2 separate regions of the Homo sapiens genome follow, and region 2 is linked to region 1. Evidence: chromatin loops called from intact Hi-C (ENCODE). Cell type or tissue: GM12878. All regions are shown on one strand. Links, peaks and the distances in the headings refer to the core of each region. The heading gives the core; the rest is flanking DNA.

Region 1 (8,648 bases), core at 2,148-7,147:
TACCATTAACACATATACTTATTTTGGAATTAGAAAACAGAACTTCATTTTAATCAAAAAGTTAAATTTTGATGAAACTTCATATAATCATGAAGCCTATACACAGAACTTAATGTATTGCTTTTACATTTAAGATGTGGAAAAGAGGTGCATTCCTTTAACTCTTTTTTTTCTTTCCTTTTTTTTTAAAGCACAACTTCATAAAATGCAAGCCAAGCGTGCTGCTTCAATACTGAAAATGAATGGTCACACATAAGGCCATGGGTAAGATGCGTACATACTAATAATGCTATACTCAATATTAAACCAGAAATTACATTTAACTTAGTATATAAGTTTCTTGACATGTAAGTTCAACATAGTTTAGTGTATAAGCTTCTTGATAAAGGCAAATATGTGTGTTCCTGCAAAGAAGCATTACATGTAATTATAAATGTTGCAAAGCTAATTAATTAAAGCATTCAGTTTTGGGGTTTTTGTTTCTTGTTTTTACCAAAAGATAATTACTAAAAGTTACCTTATAAATGTCTGGCTAAATTTCAATAAATAGCATACTTAAATGTCAATATAGTTTTGGGAGACTCTTCTTTCTGAAAATTAGTTGTGAAAATAGAATTTAAATGGTAGTCTGCGAAAGAAAGCTCAGATAATTGTTTCAATAAAACATTTTTATGCCTATACTTATGTAGGGCATATAGAGTTTTTGATGTGAAAGTAATACAAAAATCTCAAAAATAAGTCAGTTATACTTTTCAAATATCACCTTCATTGCTCTTTAGAAAATTAAAGTCAGTGGGAAAATAAAAGTTTGTAGGTAAGAAAATTTTCAATTCCTAATTAAGAGCCTATTTCAAAATTCTTTCTGATTATTTCTAATATCTTCATAACATGACCAATCTACAACATTCCAAAATGACCACATTCAACATCATATGGGCCCATTAAGATAAAGTGAGCTGGGATATAGAATTTCCAGCAATAAATGAGGTACTTAATCTAACTTTATTATATCCAAAGTATATTAAAAGAATACAGCCTATGTTGTTTACAGATGCACTATGAAAATATTTTTATGCTTGGATTTTAATTTTACAGAGTTAATTAGTTACAACTTTAATGGTCACAGTAGGCGTATCGTTCCTTACCACTTCAAAAGCATGCAGGATCGCTAAGAAAACTTGATTCCCTAGGCACAAACTCTCTACTGAAAGTCATAAGATTCACATTTGCTTCTTTCAATCATTATCCCCAAATACAGCCAAGATCAAAGAACCGGGGGGAAAAAGTCTTACTCTTTTTCCCTTATGAAACATTTGCACAAAAGTTTAGTTTAATTCTGTTTTTTTAAAGGGAATCTGTTGCCAAGAAGCAAATAATAACATAAAACCTATCCAACACAAACTTTTAAGTGTTGAACATTGTGTTTCTGACTGTTGTTTTCAGTTTCATGTATTAAATTAATGACTTTTGCAGCCAGCTTAGTAATAACACAGAGGTATCTGAAACAGCATACAGGAAAGTAAATGAAATCCCCTTTCCCAGAGACCTTTTAAGTCAGATACCTACCTGTCAAACCCAGTGAATATACTGGCCTGCTCACCTGAGGATCTTACTCCAAGCCTGTGGTCTCCAGCTTTATCACAGATCAGAATCACAAAGAGAGCTTGTTAAAACACAGATTCTGCCCTCCCTGCCGCCCCCTCCCCAACCCAAGCACACAATCACACCAGTTTCTCTGATTCAGTAGCTCTGCAGTGGCCTGATAATTTGCATTCTAACAAGCTCAAGTGATACTGATGGGGCCTACTCTGGGGGCCACACTTTGAAAATCATAGACCTAGGCAGCTCAAATCTACTCTGGACTTATTTTTAATTAATGAATGCAGATGCTCATTCATAAACCCATGGTAAATGAAAATATCATAAGTCAAAAGTGCATGTCATACACTAACCTACTGAACATCACAGCTTAGCTGAGCTTACTTTAAATGTGCTCAGAACACTTATATTAGCATACAGTTGGACAAAGTCATCTAACACAAAGCCTACTTTATAATCAAGTGTTAAATATCTCATGTACTTTATCGAACACTATACTGGAAGCGAAAGACAGAATGGTTGTATGGGAATTGAAGTATGGTTTCTACTAAATGTGTATCTCTTTTGCATCATCATAAACTGGAAAAATCATAAGTTGAACCATCATAAGTCAGGGATTGTGTATTTTCCCCATGAAGTCATTACCATTAAATATGATTTTTATGCAGCTAATCTTTCCCATACCAATGATGTATATATTATTGTTTAAATAATCAGTGAAACTACTTTTCTTATATACAAGAAATAGGGCAATTATTTTCTGTTTGGGTAACTACAGAAGTTTTTAAAAAGCAAAGGAAAATAACATGCTTAAAAGAAAGATTAATGGTAAGAGATAAAAAGAATAATGAATAGGAAAGTAGAGTTATTTGTAGCTGAAATGGAAAGAATTTAGCCCCTGAAAAATTGTAAGATCAAAAGATTATATCAATAGACTACATCAAAGGTTTTCTAAAGGTCTCCCACAGATTATTAGCTCAAGCTATACAGATGAGGCAAATAAGCACATTAGAGACTAAAATTCTGAATTATATTCTGTTATTTTCTTTAAAGAATATAGCATATTACTGGATATGTGATGAAGATAGATAGGTGGTAACATTAGTTATTTTGTTTAAACTATAAAAAGGAAAATTCAGTCTGATAGATGAAAGATTTAATTAATTTCGAAAATGTATTAAAGATTTTCTTTTGGAAGCTAGTGGATGAATTAATATTAATATAATTATTACATAGAGAAGCATTATTTCACAGTGGCTAAAAATTACTTCAGCACATGACTTAACGCAATAAAAGCATGGATTACACATGTCAATTACTTAAACTGTCTCAACACATATATTTAAACTGTACCTGAGGCCTATAAGTATTACTAAGAATAGTATATAAACACAAATAAGAGGCAGATCAAAACTACAAATGGTATGAAAAACAAGTTGGTCTTCATTGGAATTATAAAATAGATTCATGATAAATACCCGATCCCAATAATTTACTCAATGGTACCTACACATCACACTACATTTAATTTGAATAAGTACTGATAATATAATTAGCTATTTTCAAAACTGCAACAAATTGCTAATAGCAATTAGCAGAATGAACACAAGTTTGACAAACAGATTCACAGTTGTCCCTTTACCACAAGCTTTTAGCCTTTCTGAGCATCAGTTTCCAAATCTGTAAAATGGAAATAATATCACCACCTCACACAATTTTGTAAAGAGATTTATTAAACAATGCACTGTGCCTAACACACTGAAGGTGCTCAGTAATTTCAATCTTTCAACTAATATTTTTGGCACTCCTACTATATGCCAGGCATTGTTATCGATACTGGAAATAAACCAGGGAACAAAACGGACAAAATTATCTGCCTTCTAGGAGTTTATTTTCTAAGGTACATTTATTTTACCTTGTCCTAGGCACGGTGCTGAGTGCTTTGGGAATGAATAAACTAGCCCCAGAACAGGTCAAGTATTTAGTTCAATAAAAAAGATAAAATTAGGATAATCATGCAGTATATGAATTTAGGGAAACCAGAAAGTCTTATGAGAAAGCATGGTACGAGGTCAGAGGATAGAAAGGAAGAAGAGGAAAGGCTTCCCAGAAAAGAAGGTATTATAAGTGAGCCTGGTTTAGAATCCTGACAGAAGAGATTTATAGATTTTAGAAAAGGCAAGGAGGCAAGGAGGGTGGAGACTGTTTATTTAAGTAACAATGAGTAGTTCAATATGGCAGCAGTTTCAAGTACAAATTAAGAAGTGATGCGAAATTAAATGAAAATCTAGGTTGGGACCAAACTGAAGCCCTGACTTGCTAAGATGAAGAATATGGGAAATTGCCAAAGATATCTGAGAAGACTGTGATATGATACAGACATTTATAAGATTTATTTGCACTTCCTTTTGGCCAGAACCACCATCTTCCAGTAATTCGCCAAAATGACAAACACAAAGGGAAAGAGGAGCGGCACCCCATACATGTTCTCTAGGCCTTTTAGAAAACATGGAGTTGTTCCTTTGGCCACATACCTGTGAATCTATAAGAGACGTGATATTGGAGATTTCAAGGGAATGGGTACTGTTCAAAAAGGAATGCCCCACCAGTGTTACCATGGCAAAACTGGAAGAGTCTACAAAGTTCCCCAGCGTGCTGTTGGCATTGTTGTAAACAAGTTAAGGGCAAGATTCTTGCCAAGAGAATTAATGTGCATATTGAGCACATTAAGCACTCTAATAGGCGAGATACCTTCCTGAAACGCATGAAGGAAAATGATCAGAAAAAGAAAAAAGCCAAAGAGAAAAGTACCTGGGTTCAACTGAAGCACCAGCCTGCTCCACCCAGAGAAGCACACTTTGTGAGAGCCAATGGGAAGGAACCTGAGCTGCTGGAACCTCTTCCCTATGAACACATGGCATCAGAGGTGTTAACAAAATAAATAAAATAAAAGACTTCTGACTGAAAAAAAAAAAGATGTATTTGCAAGAAGTGTGAACAATACATTGAAAGGGAGAAAAGGAAGGACGACTCATCTGGAAAACCTGAATAATGTGCTTCACAAGACAGTTTGCCAATTACCTAACAAGGAGTAGGATCATTAGAGACTTCCTAAGGCATCTCTGAGCACACATCTGTGACAACAGCAATCCTACTGGCTGACAAGGGCAACACAACAATCTGGCATGAGCCACACTCTCGTGTTCTTCACTTGCCCTATACCACCCGTGCTGGCTCCACTCCTGTCCTCTGCCCGTTACCAATCCTACATCCTAATACTACATATCCACATATTCCTATCATCAACCCATCCATCCTGACCATGACCCAAATCAAGCAGGCAAAGAAGATGTGACAAATTAGGCATTTGGGACCACCATACTTCTTCTCATGCACTAGCCTGATTCAAATGAAGTAAGACAATCTGGGAGCAGAAAGCCAGTCTGGGACTCAAAGTAAAAATTACCTTTCAGAGTTTCCATATCCCATTGAAAGCATTTCACTTTTTTCTTAGTCCTTGGCTTAGGGATCTTAAAAGTATAATAATGCTTCAGATTCAGGCAATTATTTTTCGACCTTGGCAAGGCAGAAATGTTGATTTCTAGCTAAAGGACATCACAGATAAATAGAATATTTGTGAAGAAAATATCTGAGGACATCTCTCTAGGAAAGAATTTAGTAAAGAAGAAGAGATGTTATAATTTAAAATGTTAACTAAAACCTTCTAACTATATTATTATAGTCTAATTAAGGGGAAATGAAAGTTTAAAAACACAGGCTAAGTAGTTATGAATCCTATAAATCAAAGAAAAAGATTTCACAACATTTTGAGACAGGTCAAAATTGATTTTCACTTTCCTTCTCATAACCAAGAAAATTATGATTTGTATTACCTAGCCTACCTAAAGAGTTAAAACCTTGTAAGTTTTACTAAGAGGAATGTAGTAGTACCCATCTTCCTCATTCAAAAAGGCCTTAAGCTGAATAAGCAGACTTTAGAAAAAGAAATTAAGGAGTATTTAATTAAAACCTATCAGCCGTAGGCCCTGGCAAATGAAATCAACAGGAAATTAAAGGGAAGTAAAGCTCAAATCTGTTCAACAATGCTTATTATTTTAGAAAATAGGTGGAGGCGAAACAGTGAATGTGAGCAGAATAGCTTTGTTTTGTGATTTCCCTTATAATCCAAATGTTCTCATCAGAGAAATAATTCAGAAATAATGATACCTAACATAAAAGTACACACAATAAGGGAGATGGGGGACTTTGTGAAAGAGGGGATATATAATATCATATATGTGCTCTTTATACTAGGACTAATTGCTTCATTAGGATAGTGACTTGTTTTCTCTGATAACTAAAATATAAGTCACTGCAGAAACTTTAGAACTATATATTAACACCATGAGAAAAATACAAATCAACTATAATCCTACCACCCAAATATAAATACTATTAATCTTTGGTTTATTCCCCACCAATAAATTGGGTTCTGTGCATAGGTTGATTTTTTTTTCAAAACTAGGATATCATTTTGTAACTTGCTTTTATCCACTTCTCATACCATAAACATTTTTCCATATCATGAATATTTTCTCATATTACTGAATAATTTTCCCAACAAAATGATACATTTTGATTTGTTGTCCACGTTTGTTAATGTGATGTGTGAAAATGTGGTAATTTATCGCTCTGCTGGGATTCTTTGATTATTGGGAGGTTAACATCCCCTCTACCCTAACCTTAGACAATTAAAATTTTTTGTCTTTTGCGAATTGCTCATTTATATCTATTTCTCATTGGGGATCATTTGTATAGCAGTATTCATCTGTCTCCGTCTTAGTCCATTTGGGCTGCTATAACAAATTACCATAAACTAGGTGATTTGTAAACAATCAAAAGTTATTTCCTAAAGTTCTAGAGGCTGGGAAGTCCAAAATCAAGGCGCCAGCAGATACTGTGTCTGGTGAGAGCTCACTTTCTGATTCATAGGTGGCACCTTCTCACTGCATCCTCCCATGGTGGAAGGGGCAAGGCAGCTCTTTGTGGCCTCTTTTATGAGGGCACTAATCCCATTCATGAGGAATCCTTTCTCATAATCTAATCATATTCCAAAGCCTGTACCTCCTACTACCCTCACACTGGGGATTGGGAATCAACATACGAATTCAGAAAGGGAGGGAACAAACATTTAGACCATAGCAATCTCGCACTGCTTTTTATAGTATCTTTTTAAAGGGAGCATGTAAAATACAGAGCTTACCATTTATCTTTTTTTTTTTTTTTTTTTTTTGCTTATTATATTTCTTGGTGATATTTCTGAAAGTGGTATTTTGTCATTATAAAAATAACAGTTGCTTTAAAAGATTTTGGAATATTAGGAAAAATATAAAAAAGAAAATCAAGCTGTAACTTTACCACCTAGGAATACATTTTCTAGGGGGTGGGGGAAATATGATATTTTAATGGATATGCCTATTGATGCAAAAGAAACTTGTATGCAAACAGGAACTGCATTAATCTTTTTCAATCCTTATTAATTTAGGACATTGTCTTAGAGTAACAGCTTAATAAATACTTTTGATTAAATGAATTTTATATATTTATTTCAAAATTATATTTTACACATAAGATAATATATTAAATTTCACTTTTTTACAGAATACATTGCAAGTATATTTCCAAGTCATTAAATTTTTAAAAAACTTTTGTAACTGAGTTTTATCAATATAGATACATAAACTACACTAATTTATTTAAATATTTTGTTATTGGGGCTTTGTTTCCATTTTTTGTATTACAGATAAGATGGTAATAAACATTTATAAATCTTCATATGCGATTCATATTATTTCCTTAGGCTATATTTTTAGACCCAAGATCACTTAGTCAAAGGCTATGAACATTCACAGGTTTTGTTTTGTTTTTGTAGAGATGGGAGCAAAATGGGACCATGCAGATACTTGAACCCTTGAGCTTAAGGGATCTTTCTGCCTCAGCCTCCCAAAGTGCTAGGATTACAAGCATGAGCCACTGTGCCTGGCCCAACATTCACAGGTTTTAATACATAATACCACGTAATTGCCTCAAATAGTTGTATTGATATACCTTTTATTGAGTAGCATTAAAAAAATTCCATTAAGGCCACAACTCTTTTACAAAACTAGCATCACTGTTAGTCCTTATTCTGCAAAGCGATAAAAAAGTATTGTTTCTATGGCTAAAATGATTTCTGAAATGAAATAAATTTATCTAAGAAAATATCGAAGGAATAACTGACGAGGAATAGTGATAGCATCCAGCACACATATATTTATTCCTAGAGTTGATAAATCAATTCTCCTTTTCTTCAAGCACTATTAAATTTATATTTATCAGTGCATTGTTCTGTGAGAATTCTCAGACAATCTTACTTGTAGCATTTTCTTTGATTCTTCTTCATTAGAAGAACTACTTCCAACTATATCAGACAATAAAGAAAACATGTAATGAAGGCTTGAATATGTGTACATTTTTTTAACCCTTAATTTAAAAAGTCAATTATAGGAAGTACATTTGTCTGACAGGTGAGTCACCTCTGTTCTATTATAAATTATAATCATATTTGAGCATTTCCCTTCGTTTTACTGACAATAGCAAAATAAATGAGATTCTATTTTTTTTTTTTTTTTTTTGGGGGACGGAGTTTTGCTCTTGTTGCCCAGGCTGGAGTGCAATGGCCCGATCTCGACTCACAGCAACCTCCGCCTCCCGGGCTCAAGCGATTCTCCTGCCTCAGCCTCCCGAGTAGCTGGGATTACAGGCATGCACCACCACGCCCAGCCAATTTTGTATTTTTAGTAGAGACGGGTTTCGCCATGTTGGTCAGGCTGGTCTCGAACTCCTGACCTCAGGTGATCCGCCTGCCTCGGCCTCCCAAAGTGTTGGGATTACAGGCATGAGCCACTGCGCCCGGCCCTATTCAATTCTATTTAGTCACTAAGTATGAAAAGTATTCAGGTTTTGCTAAGCCAGGGTCAAACACTCCCCACATCCTAGTTTAGAGTGCT
Region 2 (5,000 bases), core at 1-5,000, 540 kb before region 1:
CTTCGTGTGTCTCATATTGGTTAAAACTCAGTGTTTCTAGAGACTTCAGTCATCAGTTCTACTAAACAAGGTAACGTCATCATTGTATCCTGGGGCTGAACACTCCAAGTTCTCTAGTAAAACATAATTGTTTTCATTGACATTCAGAGAGACGGCTTCTTTCTTAGCAGTGGATGTAAGCTCACTCCAAGTAATGTCAGTATTTTTAAAAGCATGTAGAAGGAAGATGCCAATGATAATAGTGAAGAATCCACTCAGGGTCCCAATGATATCTCCAGCTGTCATGCCATACCACTCTTGGAATAAGATGGCAGAGCAAGTCACTACCATGGATGTGAAGAATACATAATAAATGGGTGTCACAAGAGAGGTATTAAAGGTGTCCAGTGCCTTGTTGAGATAGTTAATCTGTGTAGTTACTGAAAGCACAAGTACAGCCAGCAAAACAAAGACCAGCGGATGTTTGTAAACTGGCTTCCATTCTATCAGCTCCTTAATGGCAATTCCCAGGCCTTTCACAGAAGAAACTGAAAACGCTCCAATCAAGGAACAGATTGAAATATAAACCAATATATTGGTCTGTCCTTTCTTGGGAGCCACAATCAAAATCAGCACCAAGGAGATCACAGTTATGATCACAGCAAAGGAAATAAACCCTGTTAGAAGGAGAAAAGAATTTGACTTTAGAAAATGCTCACAGGATTATACCTTTCTGAAATCTTGTTAGTCATGAGTTTAAGAGCATAGGTATTTTAGAAATAGAAGTGAGATCAAATTAAAAACAACATTCTATTGCATAGTTCTCAATATTTTACAAAGGATTTTCACAAACATATCATTTAAATCTCACCAATACCACTATGAGCTAGGGCGAATATTATCAGATTAACTTTTTATTTTCAGAGGAAGAGAGTGGCAAAGATTTGATTTTGAATATATGTCTTTTGCCTCTACCATCCCCACCTCTCCCTTTCATTGTGTAACAGGGGAAGCATGAACACAAAAATAAGTTCTGCCATCTTTTCAGGAGAAATAATAATCAAACCTCACTGTGTCTCACAACCCACAATGCGGCCCACAATGTAGAAAGCTTATTACAATATTATTACAGATACTATTTGGTGAGGAGAGAAAGTGGAGCAGAATTTGAGTGGTTCTTTAGGTTGAATCACAGACCTGGGTCTCTCAATTTCATTTCCATTTCATGCAAAGATGTGACTTCCTCTTCTTGTGGGGCATGGATAACCATCACAGTTGACCCCAATATACTTAATATGCAGCCTATTTTCCCATGAATGTTCAAGTGCTCGTTTAAAAAGTAGGAAGATAATATTGCACTGTTGGGAGAGAAAAAATTAAAAATCACTATAGCTCAATTACCTTTTGATCCCATGGCAGCTCAGAAGTCACACTGTGGTACATGCCACCATGTATCCCAATGAGCTGACTGGAATATGCTATATGACACTGAAACCCTAGATTGGTTTGAAACTCAGAACTGATGGGCAATCAAATATGCTTCACTGTTTTTATATCTAAAGAGCTATAATATTCTATATCCCATAATCTTCCAGTGATCTTACAAGAGGTTCTACTCAAGTCATTTTCAATTTACCCATCTTTTCCTGTAAAGCCAAACAAAATAGAAAATCTTTTATATCTTACTGGCATGATACATTTAGAATATGTATGCCCATGGATGTTTCCAAGAAAGATACATTCCTAAAGAAAAATTACTCTGCTCAGGGCTAATAATCAGCTAGTTCACACCACTACAATCAAACGGACCAGGGGTATCCAATCTTTTGGCTTCCCTAGGCCACACTGGAAGAATTGTCTTGGGCAACACATAATATACAGTAACAGTAATGGTAGCTAATGAGCTAAAGAAAAAAAAATCACAAAAAAAACTCATAATATTTTAAGACAGTTTACAAATTTATGTTGGGCCACATTCCAAGCCGTCCTGGGCCACATGCAGCCCATGGGCCATGGGTTGGAGAAGCTTGATACAGACTTTCAAAATATCAAAATACTTCCTTACCACCTGTTACTGCTCTGATACTTAGACCTATCCAGTACTGCTAATGCTTCAGTTGCTGTGGTTTCTGCAAGCCAGCCTCCTTCCTCTAATGCTCTGGCATCCCCATGAAGGCAATTAAGTACCCATCTGTCCTCAAGATTATGATAAATTACCAGGTACTTTCCTAGAGTTGCCCTCATGTGGCCACCTTTAGGACTGCAGCCTTAGTGAAGATACTACTATTACTACTACTACTACTAGCTATTCATTGCATAGACAAGTGTTTGAAGTGCTTTATGTGTATTAACTCACTTAATTTTCATAACAATCCTATACAGAAGCTAAAAAGAATTTAGTAGGCTCAATCATAGGTTTTATACTAGAGGTTGGTAATGAATAGAAAACAAAAAGACAAGAAAAGAACAGACAAAAATGTATATGCTTATCAAACACATTCATTTGGGATCATAATAAACTCAGAAAAATTAGATCCACATTCCATGAAATAGGAAAATTATTCCTGTTTCCACTATCAAAACTACAGGGTCTCCAAACAGAAGTATCCAGCAAACAATGCAAGAATTGTAGTGAGAGTTAAAATTTAACCAAAACACCATGCTTGTAAAAGTCCTCTGATAACTATGGTCATTAACCACTATGATGAGGAAAATAATTGACAGGACTCTGGCAATTTGTTCTGATGAGAGATTTAAAAAATCTTCTATGCTTCATTGCAGTGTTACAAATGTAAAACACATTTATGTTAGTAGGAAATCAAACTCACTGTGTCTTAGGTTTTTAAAATAATAATGTGACAGTCTATTTCCTATTTCTACTGTTATTTTATAGTCTTCTCAAGTTATTTTTGTGATTTCAGGCAAGAAAAAGTATTGTTCTCACTTTATGAATGAGTAAACTGAGCCTGAGTGACTTGACCAAAGCTTCCCAGGAGCCTCAGAAATAATTTGGGTTCATCTAGACTTTTAGAGCCCAGGTTGGTCTAGATTTGTGTGTTTGCTTTTAGATATCCATAGCCATATGTTTATTATGGTTTAAGTTTATCTTGGTCTTAAAATACCTACAGAAGCCAAGTTCCCTGTTGCTCACATACCTTATGAGAACACTCAAAGCACCCAGAGGGGTGACCAAGGTGGCAGGTGCAAAAGCATAAGCAGCAAAATTTGCAGCCTCTCCTGCTCCCACTAGAAAGCAAGCAGAGATATTGATATAAAAAATGGGCTTACTTGTCAGAAGAGAAAAACAAATGACTCATGCAAAGCAGTGGACTTTTAACCCAAATACATGGGAAGATCTAGCTAAAAAGAATGATGTAACATGTTTTATAGCAGGTAGGAGATAATTAATATTAAGAGATGCAGACAAACTGTAATACCAGGTGATAAACTCAAAAGATGCAAAAAATGGTGACAGATGAGTACTCATTTTAAATGGCTTTCAATAGAAATTTTTAGCTACTTCAATATTGAAGACATATTTGGTGACTCTAATGAAATCTAGTAGAGGTAGCTTTGTAGTAAGCAGAGAATTATTTCACTTGCTCAAGAATACCTACAGCTTTGTAGGTTACCCACAGAAACCAAAACCAGCTTGGAAAATTAGAATGGTTAAATCTGGTGTGTAGGTAGGGAATAGCCAGAAATACCTGCCATAGGCCCATGAAGTTAGATATCCCTCTATTGTAAGTGATCTATAAGCAAGTAACAGTATCTCAGTAGCTTAACGAGATCCAGGCAGCTGTTTTAAAGTCATGATATGCTCCTGAATGTAATCTTTTTCTTATCTGAGGAACTCTAGACTTGCATGATATAGTGTGCTATAAATAACTTCTAGAGTGAGAGAAATCCCTTCAAGAGCTGGGCTCTGGTACTGGGGCCAAGTTATTCTCACAGAACACAGTGGGAAACTTGCCCACAGAATGTAGTATTTCATGCTGGCAACTACACCAGGCAAATGCTTATTGTAGAGAGAGAAAGGAACACCAGCATGATTTTTTTCTTTTTCCCTTTGTCTGGCTGCTACGCTACATCCCCCCAAATCTATAGGAGTATTCACCATTAGGAAAACATCATTAAACAAATCTAAATTTACAGAACAGAATAATTAAGACATTGCTATCATCGAAAGAATCACGGCAAGGCCGGGCATGGTGACTCATGACTGTAATCCCAGCACTTTGGGAGGCAGAGGGGAGAAGATCACTTGAGGTCAGGCGTTCGAGATCAGCCTGGCCAACATGGTGAAACCCTATCTCTACTAAAAATACAAAAACTAACCGGGTGTGGTGGCAAGCGTTTTTAATCCCAGCTACTCTGGAGGCTGAGGCAGGAGAATCGTTTGAATCTGGGAGGCGGAGGTTGCAGTGAACCGAGATCACGCCACTGCACTCCAGCCTGGACGACAAGAGCGAGACTCTGTCTAAAAAAAACCGTGGCAGTTTTCTTGGAATATTAAGGTTTCCTTGGATACTTTATATTATTTATATTTTTATCTTTATAGATAGCTTTCCAGGAAAACAACGACTTCATGATTAAAGTACTGTATATATATCACTTACTTAATCTCTAATGTATGCTTTTCTCTCTTCAATACTGACATAAACTTTTTTACACGGTGAAAACAAAATTGCAAATGTAGTCACATAATACTCTCCTCATATTTTCATTATAAAGTATGGGTAGAGGGTGGGGAGATGCAAGTAAGACAGAAAAAGAGAAAGATCCAAATACCTATCTGGAATCTTCCCAGACAGCCCTTGTCAATTTTTATTCAAATAAAGAAAATGGATGTAAAAGCACCCTAAAAACTGAAGGGGTGGCCGGGCGTGGTGGCTCACGCCTGTAATCACAGCACTTCTGAAGGCCGAGGTGGGTGACCTGAGGTCAGGAGTTCGAGACCAGCCTGGCCAACATGGTGAGAACTTGTCTCTACTAAAAATACAAAAATTAGCTGGGTGTGG

The links. A loop is a pair of places that touch in the nucleus more often than their neighbours do. Peaks named below come from ENCODE experiments on the same cell type or tissue, not always from the same donor. Only the 100,000 strongest peaks of a DNase experiment are listed, where the experiment ranks them.
Region 2: a loop joins it to region 1, with 3.0 times the contacts of the local background. A loop is called at or near these places in 3 of 110 quality-filtered maps.

What each region holds. Positions count from the first base shown.
Region 1 is chr4:47,486,857-47,495,504 of GRCh38, reverse strand. All of the region lies in intron 1 of ATP10D (ATPase phospholipid transporting 10D (putative)), which reads right to left. It also overlaps the pseudogene RPL21P52. Among named protein-coding and RNA genes, the nearest start is that of ATP10D, 5.9 kb to the right of the region's middle. In GM12878, for the core only: a CTCF peak has its summit at 4,747; a DNase peak (open chromatin) is centred at 4,741; H3K4me3 peaks cover 989 bases; H3K27ac peaks cover 459 bases.
Region 2 is chr4:48,031,218-48,036,217 of GRCh38, reverse strand. It overlaps NIPAL1 (NIPA like domain containing 1), which reads right to left. Exons shown (of 6, transcript NM_207330.3): 4 at 3,135-3,225; 5 at 1,177-1,337; 6 at 1-656. The coding sequence ends at 46. Among named protein-coding and RNA genes, the nearest start is that of NIPAL1, 17 kb to the right of the region's middle. In GM12878, for the core only: a CTCF peak has its summit at 2,216 (motif pointing left); a DNase peak (open chromatin) is centred at 2,171; H3K27ac peaks cover 1,841 bases.